4 separate regions of the Mus musculus genome follow, and regions 1, 2 and 3 are each linked to region 4. Evidence: chromatin loops called from intact Hi-C (ENCODE). Cell type or tissue: left cerebral cortex. All regions are shown on one strand.

Region 1 (5,000 bases), 250 kb after region 4:
AGCAAGCTCTACCAGGCCAGGGAAAGGAGAACATGAGAATGGAACCTTCACATGCCAAGGTCCTGTTAGCAAGACCCTCCCCATCATAGGATCCCAGGTCCCAACAAGTCTGCAAAGGACAGGACACTAATCAGCTAATGAGGTCTGTAACTGAAGGTTACAGGCAGACCTCAACGTCTTGCTGGGACAAAACCAACCTCTGGAAGGGTCTGAGAAATGAAATCAGTGAATTCGTTACAGTGAGTGACAGCCCCCACCCCCACCCCCTTTGAATCAGGATGAAGAGACAGACACACACACACAACTGAGAAGGAGAGTTTTTGTTTTTAGGAAGCCATACTGGCTGTTAGATAGCTATATGAGGACCCAGACAGCAGCAAGAAGGGAACCTCCATCAATTCCGGGGAGAAGTAGGCTATGCAAGGAGAAAAAGGAAGAATTTAGTTACAAAGTGCGGCCAGTCATTTCCTGCTGATAAAATAGCTGTTCTGTGAAGAAATACAGAGGGCCTAATCTCTCAAGTTTTGGTTTGCACCAGAACATTCTAGAAAGTTCTGAGGCGAAGATGCTACTAATCAGTCCTCAATCCCTTCTCTCTGCCCAGGTACTTCCTCATTGAACGTGGGAAGAACATGTGTGGCCTGGCTGCTTGTGCCTCCTATCCCATTCCTCAGGTATAAGCCACGGCTGCACGGGCAACTGATTGGCAGACCAAGGGAGGAACTGGTCCTTCGATGAGAATGCCACCCTGGAGAAAATTGTGTGGAAATCCACCCAGAGGCCCTCTCACTCCTGAGTCTAGACGCCTAAAGACAGGAAGGACAAACTTGAATAGCGACAAGCCCACCCACGTGACATCATCACCAGAAATACGCTTGGATTGTGGTTTTTTAATGACCCAAACCCACGTGGACCTAGAATCGTCTCTCTTTCCAGCTCTCTTCATGTACTGGGAGCTGTAATGGTTACCTTTTCTATGTTGTGTATTCAATAAACACACAGTAAATACCTCCCTGGGCGTAGGTCTCTAACTGACATTCAATTCCATCTCTCTGGACAGAGAAAGCATCGCTTGCTTGCTTGGAGTATGGTTCGGGTGCTGATGCCTGCCAGATGGAGATCCCAGGAGGGAGAGCAGGTTTAGAGATTCTGCTGTTTCCAAACCCGGGGAGGAAGAATGGAGCAAATAGGCCAGGATGTGGCACAACCAGGGTAGAGCCAAGATCTCATCTATCTCTGTGACTGCTGTTGCTGTCACTGGCTCCCAGTAGGGGTGCCCCACCACTTCCTCAGCAGGCCCTCCTTTGGGTAGCCCTTATGCCCCTGTCCTCTACACCGCATGCCCTCTTCTAGAGGCTATTCTGCAGGCCTCTCAGCTCCAGGGGCTTGTCTACAGCCGGCTGTAGCCCTTGGGCCTCCTGAGAGCTAGAAACTTAATTGGAAAAAAAATGTTCATGACAAAATTTGACAAATGTAATTGTAGTTTAATCTATTAGAAAGTTCTAGTTACATAAGACACTACAACTAAGTCAACCCACATACACACACACACACTCATCATCATCATCACCATCTAGGCAAGGCCGTTCATATGAATCATAAATTCAAGGCCTGCCTGGGTCACTTAGTAAGACCCTGTCTCAAAAACTCAAAAGGACTTGTGGGGTTTGTGAAGTGGCTCAGTGGGTAAGAACATCTGCTGTGAACATAGGATGACGAGAGTTTAAGTCTTTAGCACCCACATAAAACCTGGGAGTGGCCACGTGTGCTTCAAACCCAGTGTTGGGGATAGAAACCGGCAGATTCGTAAACAGCACGCTCATACGCAAGGAGAGATGACTGTCTCAAAAAATAAGATGGCGGGCTGGACCGGCAGCTCCGCTGGCTTCTCTTCCAGAGGAGCAGAACCCCCACAGGTGGGTCAGAACCCTCTGTAACTCTTCCAGCATCCACCTCCATTGCAGGTCCAAACCATCTGTAACTCCAGGTCCTGTGGATCTGCTGCCCTCTTCTGGCCTCCAAGGGCATTGCATGCATATGGTACACAGGTACTCAGGCAAAACAAACACAGACAAAAATAATTTTCAAAAATTATATATGTACATATATAATAAACAATATAGAAGGTACTTAATGTACCCTGGTGGCCTCAGCACACAAGTGTACTCAAGACACGTATGCACATACATGATACATATACATATGCACACACAAGACTATGTAAGTCAATATACTTGTCAAGTACTTGCCAAGACTGTGTGAGGCTCTAAGTTCAATTTCTAGTGCCAACACACACACACACACACACACACACACACACACACACACACATACTGAAAAGACCTAAACATGATTAAAAAAAATTTTGTCATAGTTAAAAAATAACATGAAATAAAAGTATAACTCTAGGTGTATTAAAGACTCCCAAGTCAATGGAGAGTGGTATGAGAAGAAACCCACTGAAGACAGGAAATAGCAGCAAGGTCCAAGGACACCACAACTGCTCAAAATGAACCTGCAATCTAGCTACCATGCTTGTCTATCATTCATGAGGCCGTGGGTTCAAACCCCAGCTCCATGGAAAAGCAAAACAAACGAAAATGGAAAAGAACTCAGAAAATGGCTAATTTAAAAATTTTTAAAAATTTAAACAAAATCAGAAAAAAACCTATATAACAACAAAATGGTATCTAGGAATAACTACCCAAAGTGTTATATGAAGAAAATAATTAAATTATAAAAAACTTTGCAGGTGTGGTGACATACACCTTTAGTCCCAACACTTTCACTGTGAGTTTAGGGCCAGCCTGGTTTACATAGCAAGTTCCAGGCAAGACAAGGTTACAGGGTCAGCTCCATCTCAAAAAACCAACAACAAGAAAATTATGAAACACCCCAAAAAAGCACAGAGCACAGTAAGTATATTCTCAAGTGATAAGATTAATGTAAATTGACTTTTGCTAGAAGTAGAAATATAAGTGTAGTATATTTCCAACTAAAATCTCGAAACAAAAAAAAAAAAATATTCAGTTTACCTGGGGAAGGAGTAAAGAGTTTTTAAATTTTACTGGGTTTTAGTCAATTTTAAAATATTTAGTTTGGGGTCTGAAGAGATAGATCAACAGTAAAGAGCACTGAATGCTCTTCTAGAGGACGCAGATTCAATTCCCAGCACCCACATGGCAGCTCATAACTTAGCTGTAACTCCTAAATCTAATATCTTTACACAAACATACACGCAGGCAAAAAAATATCAATACACATAATTTTTTTTAAAGTTAAAAAAATATATTTATTTTGGATGTGCATGCATGAGGTCAGAGGAGAGCTTGTGGATATCTTGCCTTCCACAATGAAGGGTCTATGTCTCCCACTCGGGTCACTAGGCTTGGCTGCAGCAAGTGCCCTGACCTCCTGAGCCATCTCATCAGCTGCAAGATAAAATCCACTTTATAAACAAGTATCAAGAAGAGATTATTTTTGTATTAAAGACATATAAAATGTCACCCATTAAGGTAGTACATAAATTAAGGATAATTAACTTCAAAGAATCTTTAAAAATGGGAAATGAAGACATACATCAGTAATAGAAGACAGATTTTTTTTTTCTTTTTGAGATGGAGTTTCACTGTGTAGCTAGCCCTGGATGGCCTAAAACTCCCTGCATAGGCCAGGCTGCCTCTGCCTCCTGAGTGCTTGGATTAAAGGTGTACACTACTGGCCTATGTTTTTTACCATTCAATAAAAGGTGTCATAAAATTCACAATTAAACTACTTTAATTTGAACTCTCACTACTATGTTCTTTTAAACTACTATGTTCCATTTAAATTACCATGTTCTTTCAAAACACCATTTTAAATTTACAAAATAATTGCAAAACTAGAGCCCCTCTATACTCTAGTTATTACTAAGATCTGGCTGTGATATGGCACCTTTGTCACAAGTAGTGTACCAGTTGAGTCCTTCCAATTTTTTTGATAAATAAATGCAACTTAAAAAAAAAAAAAGGTAACATTTGGGTGAGGCTATAGCTCAGTCAATGACACAGTACAAGTGTAGTATGTAAAAGTCTCAAACATTGTGCACTGATCATACAGAGAGAGAGAGAGAGAGAGAGAGAGAGAGAGAGAGAGAGAGAGAGAGAGAGAGAGAGAGAAAACAAAACCCTTGGCTAACATGTAAATGGTGAGATACAGACACAAGACAGGAATTGGCTCTCACCAGCTCTGTACAGCAGATTATACACTGTGGTGGTTTGAGTAAGGTTGGCCCAGGGAATGGCAGTATTAGGAGGTGTTGCTTTCTTGGAGTAGGTGTGGCCTTGTTGGAGGAAGTGTGTCACTGTGGCGATGGGCTTTGAGACCTTTCTGGAGCTTTCTGGAAGTTAGTCTTCTCTTAACTGCCTTCGGTACAAGAGGTAAAGCTCTCAGCTCCTCCAGTGCCATGCCTGCCTAGATGCTGCCATGCTTCCTACCATAATGATAAAGGACTGAACCTCTGAACCTGTCAGTCAGTCTCAATTAAATGCTTTATAAGAGTTCCCGGGGTCATGGTGTCTCTTCACAGCAATGAAATCCTAACTAAGACATATATAGCCTGGGCAATCAGATAGGAGGATGGTAGAACGGGTGGGTATTCACATTCAAAGAAGCAAAACCATTCTATCCATAAATGGCACCCTATATAAAGCAAACCGTAAGGACACATACTCTTTTAAGAGCTGAAAAATGAAAGATCATCCTGAAGGCTTTTGTAATAAAGTGAAAATTCCAACAGGATTTGCAAAACCTTGGTGGTCTAGCATCTGAAATATGTGAAAAACTCCTATACCCCAGCAAGATCCCCCTTTTATTTTATATTTGCATCTTTACATGTAATTAAGCTTTTAATTATATTTTTATTTAGGAAGGGGCGAGGGGACACACACATGTTCACGAAGCATGTATACAGGGCAGAGGACCACCCTCAGGAGTCTGTCTTCTTCCTCCACCTCATCGCT
Region 2 (5,000 bases), 81 kb after region 4:
AGGCCTTAGTTTTTCCACCTGGAAAACCGGGTTGTTAACCTCTATTTGAGGCTAGTCAGCCTCTGCCCTTTCCTGGAGAATAGGCTAATTTCTTTCCCCTGTGGACAGTGTGCTTAATCTCTGAGTGTGCCCCTTTCGAGCAACTATGACAACATACTGTGTTCTCTGATTTTGGCAGGCAGAGGAGCGATACGAATTAACATGTATTTATTACAGATAGGGCAGCCATGATAAACCAAAGAATTTCATCCCACTCTCTAGTTTGGGGGACCAAGGTGATTCCTGGGGTTATTTGCAGGGCATGGGTAACTCAAAGGCAGCTATATCACTAACCCACACCTTCTCCCAATAATGGGTGCATCTCTGGAGCTCCTTGCCCGACTTGCTGGCAGTTCTCCCAAAGGTCTTCTCTTCCAGTACCACCCGCTCCAGCAACTGCTCACCTAACCCTCCGGAGCTCTGTGAGTCTCCTTAGGTCCAAGCTTCCAGAGCTATGGTAGTTTGAATGAAGAAAGAAAGAAAGAAAGAAAGAAAGAAAGAAAGAAAGAAAGAAAGAAAGGAAGGAAGGAAGGAAGGAAGGAAGGAAGGAAGGAAGGAAGGAAGGAAGGAAGAAAGAAAGAGCCAATGGCCCCCATAGGCTAGGTACTTAGTCATTGGTTGGTAGACTGGGAAAGATTAGAAACTATGGCCCTGTTGAAGAAGGTGTAGCTTTATTGGAGGAGATGTACCTTCAGATTTTAAAAGCACACACTAGATGCAGTCTCTTTGGGCAAGCTTCCAGATTAAATGCCAAGAGTTGCCTTGGTCATGATGTCTCTTCACTGTGATGGGACACTGACTTGTTCTAAGAGAAGAGGCTTGCAAGCTCTTATGAGCCTTTCTTCTCCCCTCTAAGAGGGATATTTCAATTTAGGAGAAATTGCTACACACCATATGCCCACCTTCTCTATGGCTCTTACACAAGCCAAGAACCAGCCTTATAAATGATATCTTCTTAGTCAGAGTCATTAAGTGGTTTCCAAGAGCATTGACTGCCAAGAGACCAAATGTTAGTCTCAGGTTTCTCCCTGTGGTCACTGGAGGAAAAAAAAAAGCAATATTCACACAGCTTACATAAGACTAATCAAAATTCCAGACAGGGCTCCAGCCATTTTCCTCTCTCTAGCACAGCAGCCTGGAGCTAATGCAGGCTTTCCAGCATGGTCTAGCTCACCAGGAAACCCCAGAACCCAAGGATTAGCAGAAGTATAGGACCCCAGCACCCCTGTGCTAACCAGGGCAGGAGGGGGGCAGTGCAGGGATCTGCTTGGCCCAAGATTTAATGGTTCTTAGCCCTGGCTCCACGTTGGGATCTCCCAGGAGTTTCTAAGTACGGTATACACGTCCAGACTCTGTTTTCACTGGCCTGGGGTAAGGTCTGAATACAGACTTTAAACCTCTAAAGGACACTGGAGTTTGGAGCTTCTGAAGTGGGCTCAATTCTTCTCCTGACTGACACTTTTGCTTAGCATGCCTTCCTCAGACCCAAGAGAAAGTGGGGTGTCCCTGCCCTAGCTATATCCTAGGAGTTATAGAGCAAAGAAGTTCCTAGGCTAGCCCAAGCTCCAGAAAGCAGGGACTACATTTTTCTTGTAATTGTGTCTCCAGGATCCAGCCAACAGAATCAGATGTGTGTGAGAGAGGATGAGTCCCATAGTCTTCACCTAATGCGTCTAATGAGTGATCAAAATCTAAGAAGTGAGCTGCAGAGCAGTGGGGCTGTATCACTGGGGCTGGCACACCTCTCTCAGACCCTGCCTGGCTCCCCTGAATGACAATCCCCTCTGACCGCAATCCCAGGAGATTCATTGCCCAACGCAGTATCATTGATTCTGCCATCAGTAAGTCTCCAAACTCCTGTGGTGAAATGCCCTGTGAACACACATTACCCATCCAGCCTATACAGCTCAGGTGCAGTCAGAAGATCCATGTATTGTAGGGACTGTGGGTCTGCCTGCCATACAAGCTTCAACGAAGGCCAGACCTTTGCTTCAGCTACGGCAGGGATACTTTCTCCCTGACTATCCGGGACCACTGGGGAATAAACCCCAGCCTCAATGCAGCCCTACAGCCCTGCTCTACATCAGCCTCAATCTACTTCAAATCCCAACTCCTTCACTTTCCATTTGAGTGAGCCCTAAGTGTGTGAGCCCAAACCCAACCTCCACTGAAGGCTATAGAGAAAATGGAATGGCTGACCTGTGGCAAAGAGCTTTTAGCATAGGGCCCCTTACCAGAGATTTCCTTGGCCTTTTCTGCAACAGGCTTCCTAAAGGGAATTTACATAAAAACCTCAATCCTGAAAGTTCTGCTTCTACAAGAAGGCAAGGGAAGTTAGGTGGCTGCCTGCAGTCAGAACTCTGACATGGAAGCATCAGGAATTCAAGCCAGTCTGGGCTACATAACAAGATGCAGTCTGAAAAGAGAAGGGCTAGGTAGGGAAAAGATGACTGGGGCAGGAGAAAGGAGAAAATTAGAAAACAAGGGGGAAATTATTCCAATCATTTCACAGGCTCTCTCTTGTGCAAATCAAGTCTGCATGAAGGGGCTTAGCCCTCTGCCCTTTTTCTTTTGATTACCCGAGGAAGAAAAATTAACATCATTTAGGAACACGGGCCTGGGCCACTATGCCCTGAACTGGAATAGCTCCATTCCAGACTATGGTGCATGGTGTGTGTGTGTGTGTGTGTGTGTGTGTGTGTGTGTGTGTGTGTGTGTGTTTCTAAAGGGGGAAGGGCTCTCGCGGTTCTGTGAGGAAAGATGGTGTTGTTTTGTGTGTGTGTGTGTGTGTGTTTTTCTCTCTCCAGAGAGCTGCGAGGACACCCGTCCCGGCTGCAAACTGTCAGCGCCGGGCGCCGTTCCCGGTTTCAACGAGGCCGCTGCCCTCTGCGGCAGACGGCGATGCGCGCTCCCCGCACCAGAACCCGGCTGGCCCGGCAGCCCGCGCGCTCTGCCGGTGCAGCATGCGGGCGCTGTGACGTTCTCGAATAAATGCCGTGTAACTGTGTAGGCGAATTGAAGCTAAAAATAAGAACGGAAAATCTATCATTAAGGTATCATTGCGCCAGCGCAGCTATGTGAAGGCTCCCATGGTCCCAGGCGCCTGTGTTTGAAGCCCGCCTTCAGGCTTCTGGGATATTTGCTGAAAACTCCCACCAGTGGCTTGCCAGCCAGACCTTGGGGTTTATGGGGTGACACCGGTTATTATGGCAATGCTCAAAATGGAGCGGTCACCTCTTCCCACCCAAGTTCACCCCTTTTATTCTCGTGTCGCCGGCGAAGCCGCGAGGAATAGAGAAAAAAAAACAGACTCGAACGGTTATGAACAAACTAGTGCATCCCTTTTACTATCCACCTTCCTCCATCCACCTTGAATTAGAAAAATAAAGTAGGGAAAGAAGGTGAGAGAAAGCTGTAGGAGAGAAAAACGACAAATGGGGCCGACCCTAGGTCTAAGGTGCGCCGCGGCGGGGCGCAAAGAACACAAACTCCGAGGAGGCGAGCCTCCGGGGTGCCATTGGCTTGAACGAAAATTGATCTGATTTGGCTTAGAACACCCGAAGTAGAGAAGAGGAAAACAAGGAGGGAGGGGTAGGCGTGTATGTGTGCGTGTGCGTGCGTGTGTGTGTGTGTGTGTGTGTGTGTGTGTGTGTGTGTATGTGTGTGTTTGCGTGTGTGCGTGTGTTTGCGTGTGTGTGTCCGGGGAGGGGAGGAGGCGCCAAGGTGCAGCCTGCGTGCGGCTCTGCGCCTCGGCGGGGCTGCGTGCGTGTGTCCCTGTCCGCGCTGCTGAAACGGGCTCTTCGAGGGATTGGCGTCATATGACTCCGCCTGCTGCCCCCAGCCCTCGCGCAGACCGCCCTCCCCTCAGTTAGCTGAGGGAGGGTCGTGCAACATCCCCAGGGGCCCCCGCGGCTCTGCGGAGAGAAGAGGTTCCAGCCAGGAAGGGTCCAGCTAGGAGCGAGCACGGCGCCCGATCTCAAAGTGTAGATCTTGAAGGGGGCGGGGTGTGAGAGAGCGAGGGAGGGCGGGGGAGCGAGAGAGAGAGAGAGAGCGCGCGCGAGGGAGAGCGAGGGAGCGATTCAGAGAGCGCCAGAGAACGGCAGAGCGCGCACCGACGAGGGGCATTCGGATGCCTCTCTGAGATGTAAGTGCGTAGCAGTCTCTCAGGCCTTCTAGCATCATGCAGAAAGCCATCCGGCTTAACGATGGCCACGTCGTGACCCTGGGACTGCTGGCACAGAAGGACGGCACGCGCAAAGGCTACCTGAGCAAGAGGAGTGCGGACAACCCAAAATGGCAAACCAAGTGGTTTGCCCTGCTCCAGAACCTGCTTTTCTACTTCGAAAGCGACTCCAGCCCTCGGCCCTCGGGGCTCTACCTGCTCGAGGGAAGTATCTGTAAACGCGCGCCCTCCCCCAAGCGAGGGACCTCCTCCAAGGAGTCCGGCGAGAAACAGGTGAGGGAGCGCCGCGTCCCGACCTCCCGCGCCCCTGCTAAGGCCTTTGAGGGTTCAGGGCCTTCCATCCAGCTTTGGGGACAGAACTTTGACCCTCTCCTCTAAGAATTCAGGGCGTCTCAGCATCTTTCGCGGGAAGGACCGGCTGGACCAAATTGGGAGGGTGACCCTAGTGCGGGCAGAGGAGGCAGGGACTGCGGGTAGGGCGCCGCTACCAGCTGCGACCGCCCTTGGCAGGGTAAACCCCGTAGGAGTGGCGGGGGGGGGGTGTTGGTGGTGGCGGGGACAGGAAGCCTGAAACTTGGAGATAGAGATGAAGATGGGGTCCAAAGGACCTACTCGGGCAAGGAATTTCATCACCGTCCGACTTAAAATGGTGCCCCTAGCCCCATCCCAACCCCCACCCTCACCCCCATCCTTGATAGTCCCCATCTTCTGCCCGAAATGTGAAATTCCTTACACTTAGGCTTGGAAAGGGTGAGACAGACGTCGAAGCGTCGCGGTC
Region 3 (5,000 bases), 150 kb after region 4:
AAAAAACAAGCAAAAACAAACAAACAAACAAAAAAAACATTGTGGTGGTAAGAGCCCCCCATGGACGGAATTCCCAAGTGACTAGCTGGAGTTGCCATAGCAACAGGAGGTGACAGGTGGAAAAGCTGTGACCATTAAGGACACTCTGGTCCTCCAGTCTAGAGTTCCTCACCTGGCCGTCTCTCTGTCCTGCAGTCCAGAGTGGGCCTTCCTCCACAAGAACAGAAGCAGTCAGGGGAGCCCTGTCACACACACCCCCACTAAGGTGCTGGGAGTGTGGGGGGGAGTGGCCTAGATTGGGAATGGAGCTCAGAGGAAGAGCCCTTCCCTCTGTCATCTGCCATCAATGTCTGTCCCTCCTGCCCTGGCTGTAAGCAGAGCTAGCAGGATTTCCCAATGGACTGGATGGGAGAACGAGAAAAGACTAATGATTCTAGACAGGATGCCTTTAGATACCCGAGTGGAGGAGACCAGAAAGGAGGGTTCTAGAGTCTGGAATCAAGAGGTGTCATCAGTTTGGTGACAACCACCATGCTATATTGCCACAGGAGTGACTTCAGTCAGGAAGACATCAGAGCCTAGGACTGAACCTCGATGGAGGTCACAACATGAGGTTGAGCCCTGTGGTCAGACATAGCCGATTAGGAATAAGGATGAGGGAGGCTCAACTTCCTGGAGCCAGCAAAGGATATCAGGCAGGGCTCAGCTCCAAGCTAAGCAGAGGAGCAGGCTGAGCCCGGCAGGAGACAAGCTGCCTAGCCTGATCCTTCTGAGAACCTGCAGAGTTACTGAGTCAGGAGGGAGGACCGGGGAAGCATATGGGGTGTGTGACTGCAGATCTGTAGAGCCTGTGGCAGGAAAAAGAAAGAACCCTCTGCAGGTCCAAATCCTACATGCTCCTCCCTCCCTCCCCAGAGGAAATGCCTAGGATGTCCTTTAAGGTTCCTCATTGCTGAGAGATAGATGCCTGAGGTGCAGATGGCCTGAGAGGCCAAGATATGCATCCTACTCTTCCTTCCACCCAGTACCTGCACCTTCTCCTAAGCCCAACCTTAATGGCACACTGGAGCGTTCTCTCACCCTCTCACCTCCCCCCACCCGCCTCCATAGGGTGCTAAGGGAAGTAACCTAGCAAGATAAGAAACCATCAGATAGCCAAGCCCTGGCTAGACTAGGAGTCACACCTCCCTCTCCAACCCAGTCACTAGCTGTCCTCAGAGCTGTACCTCCTCCCACACCTCCAGCTGCTCTCCGTAAGAACCAGATGTTTGTTTGTCTTGCCATTTTATCCTCAACCACCACTGTAGCACCACTGATAACACAGTGATAAGCATCACTTCTGGGGCCTGCGGTCCCTCAAAGAGCTTAGCAGCTATGTCTGCACATAGGTCCCTAGCACCAGTCTGCCTCAGAAGCCGAACTTACCCGGTAGGCTGCCCTTGTCATGTCTCCACCACTGTGGAGTTCCCCCTTTGGACCTTTCAGAGTCCAACATGCCCAAGCACAACTTCACCTTCACCGTGAGAAATGTTCTCTCTGCCACTGGCATTTCTCAAACGGAACCCCATCTTTAGGAACTGGGTGTCTCAGAAAAACATTTCTGTGGAGGAGAAGGAGAAACTGAGGCTGCTAGAGAGAAGGGAGCCAGTCTAGATGTCCCAGAGAGTTTAAATTAAAATGGGAGTGCTAAACCAGAAAAAAAGCAAGACAAACAAACAAACAAATAAACAGTAAACTGAAATGCTGAGCCCCACCTGCTCCCCAGCGTTCCACACGTGGACAACTGAGGGCCCTCTGGCTGAGGCTTGAGGTTTTGCTCATTTTATAGCCCACACAAAGCACCCTTAGATTAAACCACATGTGGTCACCAGCCCTCTTGGTGACACTGCCTGTAGTACTTCAGAAATAGGTAGAAAACCATGAGATGTGCTCTTCTTGAAGTAGGTAGGGATTTCCCAGTACTTCTTTTTTTTTTTTTTTTTTTTTGGTTTTTCGAGACAGGGTTTCTCTGCATAGCCCTGGCTGTCCTGGAACTCACTTTGTAGACCAGGCTGGCCTCGAACTCAGAAATCCACCTGCCTCTGCCTCCCGAGTGCTGGGATTAAAGGCGTGTGCCACCACACCCGGCTTCCCAGTACTTCTCTGCTTTCCTAAAAAGCCTGGGAACCCACCAGAACAAAATTGCCAGAGTCCCCCTTTTTTTTTCTCACGTGTTACTTTTTTCAACGTAATTAAATGGCACCATCTCCTGGACAGTACTAGAGTTGCAGAAGACAGAAAAAAAAAAAAAAAAAAAAAAAAAAAAAAAAAAAAAACGAACAGCTTGTTTTCCTCCCAGAAGACAAGTAGATAAAAAGCCAGTCTTTCTCTCTGAGCCAGCATAATTGGCAGGCACTCACAAATCTCATAATATTCCAGGGCCCATGCAACATTAAAATCACAGCTGTTTAAAGACATGGCAGAAAGATCTGGTACATAGCTCCGTGGTAGAGCATCATTCTCAAGACCTTGAGTTCGATTCCCAGCAAGGAGGGGACAGCCTGAGGAAAGAGTACAGGAGGGGATAGCCTGAGGAAAGAGTACAGGAGGGGACAGCCTGAGGAAAGAGTACAGGAGGGGACAGCCTGAGGAAAGAGTACAGGAGGGGACAGCCTGAGGAAAGAGTACGGGGGGAACTCTGCTTGTGGATGAAAATAGTGTATAGTAAGACGTGGGTTACAAGAAGAAATGGTATCCTGGGCTCACATCTCCCTCCTGGACTGGATCTGTTCTCTATCCTACAATGCTCAACACTGAAACGTGCCAATTTCCCTTTCATTTTTCCTAAAATAAACACCTGGCAACTTGTACTGCCAGGGGATTAAACCAGATGGAGCCTGGCCAGTGTCCAGCGTACAGTTGGCACTCAGTAGATACGAATACCCTTCCCTTTCTTAACCAGGGCCCCATGCCCTAGCTTCTCTTCTTAGGTCTGCCTAGAGAGAGAGCATCCCCCTCCTGAAAGTGGACCAGCATATCTCTTACTTCCTGTCTCCCCAGGATCATGCATGACGAAGTCAGTGAAACCGAGAACATCCGCAAAAACCTGGCCATTGAGCGTATGATCACGGAGGGCTGTGAGATCCTCCTGGACACCAGCCAGACCTTCGTGCGCCAAGGTAGGGTGGCTGCTCTGCACCCCCACTGAGGGGTCCCTGAGAGGAGGGTGGCACTCAGGGACATCATCAGTAGACTGACCTGCAACTGTGACTGTGGAATGTTCTAGACTGCTGGGATGCAAAAGTTTGACATGGAAGCAACACTTATGCACACACACACATGCAGATACCACTGGTCTTCTGTCATGCCAAATGTGAGTCTACTACCGAGGTTAGCCATGGACTTTTTGTTGTAAGCTCTGACCTGTCCTTCCATGGAGAAAGTAGGAGACAGAATGGGGACAGATAGCCACTGGCCCTGAGAATAGAATTTATCAGAGGTATTGGGAGGGATCCCTGCACTCAGGGGTTCTCATTGAAATGGGTCTTAACCACTTCTGGCTCCTGCTCACCCTGAGAATGGGTCTGGGTGGCTTGGCCCTGTTGAGCTCCTGATGGCTTAGAGACATCAAAGCTGTGATGCATTTGAAGGTCACCTTATGCGGCTGCCATGTTTTATGTTAGACTCAGCATTTGCTCCTTTGTCCCAGATGGATGTCTGCCCCCAAATCATCTTCCAGCATCTCCTCCATCCAGGTCTGGAGTTCGCTAGCTAGTAAATAGCTCTGTGAGAGGCTTATACTGATTGGTACATCAGAATCTGGGCCCCTGGGGAAGATCTGATAGACATTATGTTCCATGGATGGTGGCTGCATTTGACCCCAGGAGGGTCTACCTGGGACACAGGAAGCCCAGGGGCAGTTCCCAGTCTTCACGTCTCCCTGAGTTGCACAAGACATGATCTATACCAGAAGTATTCCCAAGAAGCCTCTTTCTACTTCTCTGAAGCCTTGGGGAAAAAGCCCCTCCTGGAGTGGACAGTCCCCTCAAAGACCTGGAAGCTGCCATATCACCCCGAAAAAGCACTTCCTCCTCTGTACTGGAGCAGGACCTGGAGCCCCTCTCAGCCCTTCCCACTGTTCAGCCTCACAGCCAACACTGACCCTTGCCCTCTGTACACCGAGTCCCCATGGGCTTCCAAGGCCCCCAGAGAATAGAACCAGTCTCACCTTGCAGAAGAAGACCTGTCACAAATGAACATCTCAGTTGCAGCAGACATAGAGAGGGGCGGGGACGTCAGGGGAGAGAGGCTTTCCTAGAGAGGCTGGGCAGTGTGGTCTGGAATGACATTGGTTATGGGACAGAGAGATGAAGACAGAGAGGAGAGAGGCTGGGAGGTGAGCCCAATGCAAACTGTGCCGAGGGTCCCTGAGGACAGTGAGGACAACAGGAGAGGAACCTAGAGAGCAGGTGTTACGTGGGACACCCAGAGTAGAGACAGAGAGCTACTCTATCCAACAGTGGCTTTCTACCGTATTACACCTAGGATCATCACATGCTCAGTCTGGGCTCTGAAGCTAAGTGCCGAAATCAATTGGTGATGTCTGCTGTGGCCACAGCTATGCAGTCCATCATGCTAAGACACCAGAACCTGCCTCCAGCCCCCATTTCTTCAGCCTCATTACTCAGGGCCATTTCCGGACCTCAGCCCGGCTCTCCATTTCTTTCAGGGGTCCCTTTGCTTGCCATGACCCTGGACCCTGGCTGGGAGGTTGTGAGACCCTGTACAGAGCTCTCATTTTCCCAGTCCCCTGGCTCTGAGGCTGAGCGGGAAAGAGCAACCAGGAGATTTGGACTACCTTGTTCCACAACCACGTGTGACTGTACCTCCACCTCCAAGGCTGGGCCATAGGGTAGTGCCATCTGTACCATCTGAGGCTAGGCTCAGACCCTCCTCACCACTATCCCCTGTTCTTACAGGTTCCCTCATGCAGATGTCCTTGTCTGAAAAGAGCAAGTCCT
Region 4 (5,000 bases):
TGGTAATTTCTCACGTATCCAGGACACCCTCATACAGAAGACTTGGGGTGGGGATCAGGTAAGTGGTGGGAAGTCACTGGTGCCCCAGTGTTGATAAACTGTTCTGTGGGTGTGGCCCTATGTTATTGTGCAGGGAGGGGGGGCCAGGAGAGCTGCCAGTCTCCAGGCCTTGTAAGGAACAGAGAGGACATGTGGACTTCTGCATGAGTGACTTGCCAAGCCCAGTGACAGATCAAAGCAAGGTGTGGGCCAGGGAATGTCAAGATAAGATCCTGTCACCAGGAAATGAGAAACTGAAGAGGAGAGTTATGGGTTGTCCGAAACTGCTATACAGCCAGAAATTCAGTCCAGAAACTGGGACAAGGACCTCAGTCAGACACCTTGGGGACGTGCTCAGAATGCTCTAGTGGACACACCAGTGGCTCCAACAGTTGGGCATGATGTCTCCTGAGGTGCTGAGTGCCCCTCGTCAGTCCTGTGAGTGCCACATGGGCCAGCTGCAAATCACAATTAAAAGCCCAGCGATTCCGTGGTGTCTGGGAGAGGACTAGACATTGTCTTCAGTGAAGGTGTGTGCTCTCCTGTAACAACACCTTTGCAGCCATGTCTCTGTAAGCAACACTAACAAAACTCAGTAGTTCCTCTTTGTAAAGAAGACATGAATGTAACATTGTGGGGCCTAGCTGGGGTGGGAGGAAGGCTCAGCAGGAGAGGCAAAGTGACAGGAAAGGGTAATGGAGGTGACTAGGAGTAAAATACGTGCTATATATGTAAGAGACTGTCATAATAAAACCCATTATCATGCCTAAGTAACATATGCTAAATTTTTTAAAAAACTACATAGTAAAACTTAGAGGAAAATATGCCACACACAGATATACACATGCATTCATACATACATATATAAATATATACACATATACATATATACACAATACATAAATGCACACACATAGATACATACACCCACATATATGCAAACACATAAGCAAATATACACACACACAAATATATACACATATATACTCACATGGACACGCACACAGCCCCACCATCAACACCTTTTCTGGTATGCGATAAGTCACTCTCCAGTTCCAAGACTCAGTTTCTGTAAGTACATGGTGATAACAGGCCTACTTCCCAGAGCTATTGTGAGAATCAAGTGAACTAACCGTGGTGACTTAGCCTCCCTCTTCCACCTCTACTCATGATTTGCAAAAAGGAGACAGAACCGGTCACCGATTCCGTGGCAGTGTGAAACTGACTAGAAACTGAAGCCAGCCATCATCCATCCTTGTAGCTTAACAGAGCCCGCCAGGACTGCCTGTTGTCAGTTCCTGTCTTTGGAGTTCCCAGGGATCACGTTGGGATTACAGGACAGGAAAACCAGCAGGCAGAGGTATACAGAGCTGAGACCATTTGCCCTGGTTGTCAGTTCTGATCTAGGGGACTTGGCTTTTTTTGTTGTTTGTTTGTTTGTTTGTTTGTTGTTTTCTTCATTTTTCTTTGGCTTTTAAAGCACGTCTACTCAGTATTGGTGACCAAAAAGGAGCCCGATGTGAGCGTTCTGAAGGTAAGGCCTCTCCCCTGAAGCTTTATCACTAATGCACTCAAAGCGGCAAAGCCACCTCAAGAAACGCAGACAAAACACTGGACCTTTGTCTCCTACAACTGCTGGTCTGCACAAATGCTCCCTAGACCTCAGGGGATTTCACAGACCTCCTAGATGCCAGGTTGAAGGCTGACAGTGCCCATCCCCCATCACTGCAGTTATGTAAGCCTGCTTCCGGTAAAAGGCCCTGGCGAAAATCACACGCAGTTAGTGGCATCGCCAAGGGAACATTGTCCATCATGTCTCTTTGGGCCTCCTGATGCTCCACTCGATGTGAGAATATGAGGATCAATCAAGAGAAGAGACTAACCTCGAGACAGAGCACTAAATCGAGCAGAAAACAGGAAGGCCTGTCTTGGGCCTCCATTTGCGTAAACCTACAGACGCCATCAACTCCTCCAACAGCCAAGGCCTTTTCTGACCACAAGGGGGCGCCCGCATCATGCTTTAATATAGTACGTGCTTGGGATGTTGAGAGCGTGGAAGACTGCAGTCTCAAAATACAGATAGGGAAACTGAGGCCAGGAGAAAGCAAAGGGTTCCTAAGTCATTCTGGGTAATTTTCTTCTCTGTGATCTTCACTCCCATTAAATTGAGTCATGGCTTCCACCAAGGAATACGTTTTACGGATATTCCTCCGACACCCGGATGAAGAATGCTACTTGCAGACCGCCCCACAAGAGGGAGCACCTGTGAGCCTCTGAGCCCTATACCCACCACGAGCCTTAGACAGAATGAGCTTCGTACAAGATTTTGATCCAGGGATTCTGGCTGGGATGTGGAAATTGCTAGTCTAGGTAGTCTCAGAGGAGACCCACCATCCAGAAGCTTCCCAGATCTAATCCAGAAATGTCTGCAGCTTCCAACATCTAGAGAAGCCTCCGTGAAAAATTCTGCAGGCAACAAGGGTTAAAACCAAGTCGTTCACTTCAGACAGTACTGTCACAAGGCCAAGACAGTCATCAGGGATTGTCACTCAGAGTAACGCTGCTATTTACTCTGCTTGTCCCAATTATCCATCACTGTTTACAAGTAAAGAAAATGACTGTGATGTCGACTCTGACAACCTAGAATGAGCTGGGAAGAAGGTTTTAATGAGGAATTATTTAGATTAGGTTGGCCTGGGGCTATGAAGGAGTTTCGTAATTGGGTGAATTGAGTTGGGAAGACCAACTCATGTAGAAAGCAGGAGGCACCATTTATGGGGTAGGTCCAGGAATGAATGGGTAGAGAGAGGGCTAAGCACTGTCTTACACGTAATTAATGTTTTATCTGTTTCTGTTTAGGGACGTAAGGGGACAAGCTGCTGCTGTTGTAGTTGACCTGTGAACCCTTTCTTCCCTAGCTTGCATTTGTCGGGTACAATGAGGTTCATGGTGTTTAAGAGAGATGTTCTCAGGGATAAAATTACTTCGTTCCCCAGTTTCTCTAGAGAACCCTCACATAAAAAGCAGGAACTGGTGGGTACCTGCTGAGCAGACACCCCAGACTCTTCCAGCGGCTCAGTGACTGCCTCACCGTTTGCACATGTCCCGGCTCTCCACTTATGCCCAGTTCTTCATCCTTACCACCAGGAACTCTGTAGACATTCCCAGATCTGTTTCCTTGGCATGAGTCAGCCTCCCAGAGACAGCCGGGGCCAGCCTGGTGACTGCATAGGGCAGAAGGCTGCCCAGGATTTGTGCCTTCACCATGGCAAGGTGACAAGGAGATTCCTGAGAAGGTGTGTGGTTTCTTCTACATTAGATATTTGGATCCCTGAGGGAAGCAATCTCTTCTAGACCACATGAAAAACAGGCAAGAGTGCCCGAGCACGTACTCACCATTCAGGTGCTCTGGGCTCCACAGGGCAGTGACCGTTTGTTTATTCCAGCCTCCCTCAAATTCAGACTCTCAGATTAAGTGTCTGGACACAGCCACAGAAACCAAAAACATGTAGTTTTTTCCTTCAACGGAGTCTGAAACCAATCGCCATACCACCAAGTCAGGGGGTGCTGATGACACTCCCAGAGCAGACAGACAGTACTGTCCCCTACTGTAGAATAGGAAGGCGTGCCATAGAAGATGGGTTAGTCTGGAATCAGAAAGGGTATCCTAGGGCCCTTCCACTTTTCGTGGGACCTGAAGCTTATAAAGGTGTGTGTATGTGTCTATTTGTATGTGTCTCTGTGTGTGTGTGTGTCTGTCTGTCTATTTCTGTGTATCTGTCTCCATGTGTATGTTTGTCTGTGTCCATAGATCTGTATGTCTGTGTGTCTGTGTGTCTGTATGTGTATCTGTATGTATGTGTGTGTTTCTGTGTGTTTGTATGTGTAAGTGTGTGTCTCTGTGTGTATATCTCTATGTGTATCTGTGTGTCTGTGTGGATTTGCATGTGTAAGTGTATGTATCTGTGTGTATATCTCTATGTGTGTCTGTGTATCTGTATACATGCTCACTTTCAAGGGGTGGGAGCCTGTTTGAACAAAAGGTTAGAAAACCAAAACCAAGTACAAAATCCAAGACTGTGCTTTTAAATGAAGGGGAAAAAAATCACATAATATAATTTCTGTAAAACTTGAAAGTATTGGCAACTTAACAAAAGTTGGAAAAAGAACATTGTTTTTGCACCAATGTGCCTGACTTGACTCTAACATTTTTTTGACATTCATGTTCATTTAATCACTGAATAGTCTCTGCATAAGACAAGAACTATGTAATGTCATTTTTTTCCTTGTCAGAAAAATGTAAAAAGAAGTCAATCTTTCCTCCAGCTTAGTACATCAGAGAAAAATAGAGTTGGTAATTTCAGTTAAATGAATATTAATATTTAATATGGTTATTATATCCATTACTGTCCCATTGCTGTGACAAAATACGTTGCAGAAAGCAATGTAAGGGAAGAAAGGTCCAGTTGGGCTCCCAGTTTCAGAGGCACAACCATCAACATAGGGAAGGCATCAGGGTCTGATGGTGAAGCAGCAGCTTCCAGCATCTGATGGATCAGGAGGCCAAAAGTTAGACCAAAACTAAAGATAGACCATACTAGTCAAAAGCTCACCTCAGTGACCCATACAGGGGAAGCCAGACACATCCCCAAAGCTTCTACAAACGCCACAAGGAGTGCCAGAAGCCCTGGATCGGGTGTCCAATCCCGTGGGCCTCTGGGAGGACATTTTATGTTCCATTTATATAGTTACCAATTGGGGTAAATGTCTACCAATGATCCATATATATATATATACACTATAGGATTTCAATGCAATTCAGGTTCTCTTTTGCAAAGATGTATCTTCATCAGTTCTTTTGAACTTGAGAGCACTTGTCAGCCAGTGTGTTGATAACAGTTCAGCACTAACATCCTATTATAGCTTTCGAGTTATCTTTGTCAGTGTCAGTACTTATTCCA

The links. A loop is a pair of places that touch in the nucleus more often than their neighbours do. Peaks named below come from ENCODE experiments on the same cell type or tissue, not always from the same donor. Only the 100,000 strongest peaks of a DNase experiment are listed, where the experiment ranks them.
Region 1: a loop joins it to region 4, with 9 times the contacts of the local background. A loop is called at or near these places in 37 of 42 quality-filtered maps.
Region 2: it touches region 4 in a loop (4-fold over the local background); 6 of 42 quality-filtered maps call a loop at or near these places.
Region 3: it touches region 4 in a loop (7-fold over the local background); 38 of 42 quality-filtered maps call a loop at or near these places.

The regions. Positions count from the first base shown.
Region 1 is chr9:90,075,078-90,080,077 of GRCm38, forward strand. It overlaps Ctsh (cathepsin H), which reads left to right. Exons shown (of 12, transcript NM_007801.3): 12 at 605-1,018. The coding sequence ends at 680. Among named protein-coding and RNA genes, the nearest start is that of Ctsh, 23 kb to the left of the region's middle. In left cerebral cortex, a CTCF peak has its summit at 2,015 (motif pointing left); a DNase peak (open chromatin) is centred at 2,016.
Region 2 is chr9:89,905,779-89,910,778 of GRCm38, forward strand. It overlaps Rasgrf1 (RAS protein-specific guanine nucleotide-releasing factor 1), which reads left to right and starts at 3,997. Exons shown (of 27, transcript NM_011245.2): 1 at 3,997-4,495. The coding sequence starts at 4,220. In left cerebral cortex, no CTCF peak of the experiment used is centred here; DNase peaks (open chromatin) are centred at 3,068, 3,858 and 4,008; H3K4me3 peaks cover 2,134 bases; H3K27ac peaks cover 1,833 bases.
Region 3 is chr9:89,971,726-89,976,725 of GRCm38, forward strand. It overlaps Rasgrf1 (RAS protein-specific guanine nucleotide-releasing factor 1), which reads left to right. Exons shown (of 27, transcript NM_011245.2): 9 at 3,040-3,158; 10 at 4,959-5,000. Among named protein-coding and RNA genes, the nearest start is that of Rasgrf1, 64 kb to the left of the region's middle. In left cerebral cortex, a CTCF peak has its summit at 2,248 (motif pointing left); DNase peaks (open chromatin) are centred at 821, 1,072 and 2,401.
Region 4 is chr9:89,825,171-89,830,170 of GRCm38, forward strand. It overlaps 4930524O08Rik (RIKEN cDNA 4930524O08 gene), which reads left to right and starts at 1,349. Exons shown (of 6, transcript NR_040735.1): 1 at 1,349-2,067. In left cerebral cortex, CTCF peaks have their summits at 2,069 (motif pointing right) and 2,271 (motif pointing right); DNase peaks (open chromatin) are centred at 2,057 and 2,264; H3K4me3 peaks cover 444 bases; H3K27ac peaks cover 510 bases.